2 separate regions of the Mus musculus genome follow, and region 2 is linked to region 1. A link is a contact called in ENCODE POLR2A ChIA-PET data. All regions are on one chromosome and are shown on one strand. The core of a region is the stretch at or near the end of the contact, and the rest is flanking DNA. Distances in the headings are between cores, read along the strand shown.

Region 1 (3,084 bases), core at 193-2,692:
CTAGTGATTGCTAGGAACGCACTCATGGCCACCTCTCCAGTGCCAGGATTAACAAGCACTCTGAACTGAACAGCAAGCACTTTACTGACTAAGCCATCTTCCCAGCTTCCTAGTCATGTCTACTTATTATTTTTACTGAAGTGCAACATGTAAACACAAATATCAATAATAAGGATCTATAATGAAGGGAATTCCCAGTGTGGGCAGACTCAGGACAAGAGCAAGATTGTCAGTGCATTGAAGCCCGGTCTCTGGCCCTGGCTTCTGCCCGGAAGCCCATCTGAGGCCTTGGCTTCTGCTGAGTTCAGGCCCCTCTGTGGCCTTGGGTAAGTGGAGTCAGAGTTTACACTCTTTTGTCTGACATATTCTTCTTCTCACTCACTGTATCCACTGGGCTTTTGATTTTGTTTCTTTAGTTTTTAAGCTGAGGTCTCACTAAGCTGCTTCTGTAAGCTTGATTCTGGATCCTTTGACCTCACCCTTCTGAAGAGCTGGAACTTCAGGCACACATGACCACACTCAGCTTTCGCTGTTGCTCATTTTTCTTGCCGTGTAGCCCTTTATAATGAGCCACTATTTGTTTTTATATTCTTAGTCCTGACCCTAGTAACTAAAAGCTGGGATTCTCATTTTTAAATGTTTATCAGTCATTTATTTAACAATGTTGATCCATTTATCTGTCTTTCTTTGGACTTCTATTTATTTTAAAATAATAATTTTCAATTTTAAAAATACTTTAATCTATAGAAAAGTTGCAAGAATTACCATCTGAGGAACACACATTTCTTTCTCCACCTAAGATTCATCCATTGTTAACCGTCTGTGATGTCAGCTGAGTACTGGCCTACTCTCTCCTTCCCGATCCTCCCCTCCCTCCTCTTTTTCCCCTTTTCACTGGCCAATCATTTTTGAGCTTAAATTGTAACTGCCAAAATATTTAGTCTCAAAATATTTAAGTAGGACACCTAAAATACAACTTTGGTTTTTGGGTTTTTTTTTTTTTTTTTTTAAATCCCAAAATTGCGACAAAACTCAAGCAATTAAACGTCTTCAGGCTAATACTGCATACCGTGCAAGCACATGAAATCCATTGATCGTCCACATACCAGTTGTAGTGGTGTTCAGCCCTGACCTGATCTAGGAGCAGTACATACTTAATTGTCATACCTCCTTGGCCCCGTCCAGCCTAGAGTAGGCCCTTCTCTTTCTCCTTTTTCCACTTTTGATGATAGCAACATCTCTGAAGAGGCATATGCTGCTCATGTGTCCAGTTTGAAGACGGGGTCGTTTGGTGAAACTTTCAGTTTCAGTTAGTCTCTGTTGCTGTAACAGAAGAGGACAGACGAGGGTAGTTTACTAAAAATAGAAACCCATTTCCCACAGTTCTCCAGACCAGGAAGTCCATGGCCACTGTGCCGGGGGTCTGATGACATCCTTCTTAGAAGTTACAAACTGTGGCGCATGGGATGATGAGGGCTGTTTGAATAGCAAAGGTGAGTCAGCAGGGTTAAACGCTGCTGTGTGGTTCCTCTTCTACAAGAATCTCAATCCCATTCCGGAGACAGGAGTCAGCCCACCTCATCCCCACTCGCAGGCCCTCCCTCACTCCAGAGACATTTGTGTCAGCAACATTGGAGTTTGGGGAAGGACACAGTCTATTATTGTGTGTAGACTGAAGCAACAAGGTGTTGCCCTCACCATGAAAGCTGCAGAACAGATTCACCCAGCTCTTAGTGGGGCGACAACTCTCACTGCAGAGCCTCAGTGACCTCCTTTTCACATTCACTTAATTATCTGCACGCAGTCACGTGCTCATGGACCTGCACACTTACACATTCAGCTTCATGTCTACTTGTTTTTATTAAATGGCTTCTTTATTTTTTTGCTTATAATAGTTTCCTCTTTTTTGTTGTTGTTGTGGGATGACAGGTTTGTTTATTATTTATTTTTGTTGTGCTGTTACTGTATATTTTGAGGTAGGATCTCTTGTCTCCCTAGACAGCCTTGAACTCCCTCTGTAGCCATGGTAACCTTGAACTTCTAATCCTCCTTCCTCTGTCTGGTGTGGGCAGGTCTGGTCTACATGGCGCTGGGGATTGAACTCTATGCACGGAACTCTATTCCCAGCCCTTTTTATTGGTTTTAAAACAGCTCCCTATATTGATGGCAAAGCTGACATAAGCTGACAGTATTTCTCAAGACTGCCACTTGTTCCTGGTGATGGTTTCTGTTTTTCATTAACACTGTCTCTTATCTGCTCTAACATGAGCTTTCTTTCTGCCTTTGATGTTTCACCATCCATTTTCCTTGAATAGTAAACGTAGATTGCCTAAACTCCTTATGTTTTATTATTCTTATATACCTTTTATTTTTATTTCTTCTAAGGATTTATTTATTTTGTATGTGTGAGTGGTTTTGCTTGTGTGTGTCTATGTGCCCTATGCATGGCCGGGGCCCTCGGAAGAGGTCAGAAGAGGGCGCTGGACTTCCTGCAACTGGAGTTATATGGATGGATGTGGCTGCCAACAGAGCCTGACGATGCTAATGCTCTGACTGTGGACGTCCAAGCTTTTGAATGACCAGAAACACAGCCACCATGTAGGTGCCAGGAGCCAAACCCACGTCATCTGCAAGAACAAGAAGTGCTCCAAGCCATCTCTCCAGCCCCCTCCCCTTTCACATGGAAACATATTATTTCTTGCTTTTTTAGAGTAAGGAGGAGTAGATATAGCTTTTGTCCATGCTTATCGACTCGGTAGAGTTTCTGTGTAGGCAAGAACATATCAATCAATAGGAAGGAAGCCCCTGCCCTGGTGGGGAAATAGAACAGGACTTTCATTCTTATTAAAGAACAATTCTCAAGGTTTGTCAAGTCTAAGAAGGTCCATGCTGCTATTAATTATGGATTGAATCTTGAGGATAGGGTGGCCTTCTGCTAACTGAAAGTTTGCACGACAGTAATGGATGATTCGATCCTTTGACCCCATTGCTGGCTGAGGGGAGGAACAACACCTCTGTTGGCACTGAAGCTTGCAGAAGCTTCCATCAAAGGCAGCAGAGAGGGAGCATTGATGAGCACCTAGC
Region 2 (2,972 bases), core at 105-2,604, 190 kb after region 1:
TATAGACAAAAGGTCCTCTGAGCTGGGGTGGGGGGGTGGGGCAGGTGACGAGATGGGTGGCTATGCAGCCTCCACACCCGGCTTAAGTCTCCAAGTCCTGTATTTGGATACAGAGATCGTGTTTTAAAAATTCGAATCATCGCTTTGGTTCGTTGTCTTTGTTCGCGGGTTCTCGCTCAACCCAGACGTCCATTCATTCACTCACTGGCTTGCTCGCTCAGCCTTGCTCCAGATCGCTGCTCTAGCGCATTACCGCTTCTTCTTCTGCTTGAGAGACTTCCTGCGTTTCAGGATCATCTCATAGAGCTTGTCCATGCCCTCGGTGAGGCCCTCGCCGATGATGGCGCACGCCGGCTGGACATGGTAGGTGGTGGCCGGGATGAGCTCGTGCAGCGCCAGTTGCTTCTCAATCTCGGCCACCGGCAGCGACTTAGGCAGATCCTGCTTGTTGGCGATAACCAGGAGCGGTGTGCCCTGGTTCTCCGCAAACTTGGTCACCTTGTGCAGCTCCGTCTTGGCCTCCTCCAGCCGGTCCACGTCCACCGAATCCACCACGTAGATGATGCCGTCCGTGCAGCGGCTGTAGGACTTCCACAGCGGCCGTAGCTTCTCCTGGCCGCCCACGTCCCAGAAGTGGCAGCTGATGCCCTTGGCAGTGCCGTTGCTCAGTTTGATCTTCTCGGTGTTGAAGCCGATAGTGGGCACAGTGTTCACGAATTCGTTGAACTTGAGCCGGTAGAGCACCGTAGTCTTGCCGGCCGAGTCCAAGCCCAGCATAACGATGTGCAGAGACTGGAAGGCCGAGATGTTGGAGGAGATGTTGCCCATGGCTCCTCGCTGCGGCGCCGGCCACTGCGACTGCGGCTGCGGCGGGAGGGCGCCGCCCCCCGAGCAGTCACAGGCCCTCTGCGGCCGGGCGCACCTGGGCCCCGCCCGTTGCTGGACCCGGTGGGGTCTCGGCGTCCCCGCGGCGCACGGCCAGGCGCGCTTAGGCTCGGAGGGGCCGGCTCCCTGGCCCGCCTGGTGCGTGCTCCGCGGGCATCTTTCTCCGGAGGCTTTGTCTCTCGCGCAGCCGCCACGGACAGACGCCGCGGTGTAGGATGTCTGCGCCTTGCGCGGTAGCCCGGCTCGACCTGCGGCTCTCCCGCACCGCGGCTCTGCAGCAGCCTCTGGTCTCGGCGCACCTCGGAGCTGCTCTAGCTCCGGCTCCCGGGAGCGCCGCAAAGGCGCAGGCGGGGCGCGGGCTTCCCCGGCGTCCGAGTTAGCGTAGCTGCCTTGCTGTCCCTGCAGTACTAGGCGCTGCTGCTACCGCCGCCGCCGCCACCAGCCTGCTGCGGCCGGAGGGCGCCGGCCCCGCCCCTCTAGTCCCGCCCACAGGCCACGCCCCTCGCCCGCCACGCCCCGCGGTCTCCCGGGGTCAGGCGGGGTCTTCTCGGTCGGTTGCGTCTTTTCGCGCGCTCCGATCGTTCGAAACTCGCCCAGGCGACCCTTCCCGCCGGCCGCGCGCCGACTGTGGGCCTGGACGCGGACTCTTCCTCCCCAATCCGGTGACGCGTCTTTTAAAAATAGCTCCGGGCTCCGGAACCCCCGCCCGGGGCCTAGCCCGCAGCTGGCCGGGCAAAGGCAGCGACTGCAGAGGGCTAGGGCGGTGAGACTGCGGCACCGACGCAGGAGGGCGGAGGAGAGGAGCTGACCTCCTTGAGCCTGCAGCCCTGCTGCTGCCCACTCCTAATCCATTTCCACCGCGTGGTTTCACGCTCTTTGGTGCCCTAGTGTCTTGGTCCCTATTCTTCCTTGATGCGTATGCTCCCTAAGTCTAGGGTGTGCCCAGGAGGCTCAGTTAAGACTACCTACCACCCACCTGCCTAGATAACTCCAGACATTTCTTTCTCAGACACCCATTTTGGAGCCTTGCTTTATGCTTCCCCACCCCTTCCCCACCCCCTCCACTCTGCTGACATCCCAGATTAGGTTAGTCTTAAAGCAACCTTTGTCATTCTACCTTGAGAACCTACCAGGGATGGGGTGAGGGTAGGGGATGGGGGAGGTCCAAATCACCTGACCAGGCTTCAGGAAAGCTAGGTCACTAGAAGACCCTAGCTAGCTTGGAGCTGGTGGTGTGATGAGTCACAAATACATATTTTCTGGGTTCCATTTCGTGACTCCATTCAGTGGTTTTATCCTACCTTGTAAAACGTAGCAAATGAATATTATTTCTGCATGTGGAGGGAAGTCGGGGGGGGGGTGATTATGAGTGACACAGGTTTGATGATGATGGGAACTAGAGATGACAGCCAAGGGGAAAATGGTTTACATTTGTGTAGGTCAGGCTTCTGGGTCAGAAAAGGTTGCAAATGTAATCCAGGGAAAGAAAATAAAAATGCTTATCATTTGTGATCTTAAAAATTATATATATACACACACACACAGAGAGAGAGAGAGAGAGAGAGAGAGGAACCTTCCTTTCTAATGCTGTTATAATACATGATTTCATTTGTACTAAAGCCTGTGAGAAAAATCACACCTGTTCAATTCCATCTTTTAATTCTCACAACTCCAAAAGCCAGTCTAGGCTTCCACCAGCTAGACTCAAGCCCAGGGACTGGTGATGGATGTTGGTGCTGGCAAGGTCCACTCAGATTACCTGTCCAGCTTGCTAGAGGAGGAAATTTAGGTCTGTGTGCTGGTACTTGCTAAGGGGACCTCAGTGCAGACAGCCTGCCTAAGATCAGTGATGCATTGGTTCTGGGATGCTTTCCAATGGGCACCCCCTCCCCCCCCCCCCCAAAAAAAAACAGGGGCACAAAAATTTGTCTCAAATTAATCTCAAATTGAGTTGGCAAAGTGATAAATACATTAATATAGTTCTGGATACATGGAAAATGTTTAGGATAAGGGTTTTCTCTTCTGGCATGGCTGGATCCTGGAGCTCACCACTAGACACTAGGCCAAATCTTCACCCGTCCTCAGTT

What was found. ChIA-PET counts read pairs that join two places held with the same protein, here RNA polymerase II (POLR2A).
Region 2: POLR2A ChIA-PET joins it to region 1 with 38 read pairs in Patski. The contact joins the promoter of Arl4c here to the promoter of Glrp1 in region 1. POLR2A ChIA-PET finds 5 or more read pairs at or near these places in 2 of 5 experiments (Patski and embryonic stem cell).

The regions. Positions count from the first base shown.
Region 1 is chr1:88,508,624-88,511,707 of GRCm38, forward strand. Glrp1 (glutamine repeat protein 1) reads right to left here and starts at 1,443. Exons shown (of 3, transcript NM_008132.2): 1 at 1,168-1,443. The coding sequence starts at 1,263.
Region 2 is chr1:88,700,837-88,703,808 of GRCm38, forward strand. It overlaps Arl4c (ADP-ribosylation factor-like 4C), which reads right to left and starts at 1,355. Exons shown (of 1, transcript NM_177305.4): 1 at 1-1,355. The coding sequence starts at 828. The coding sequence ends at 250.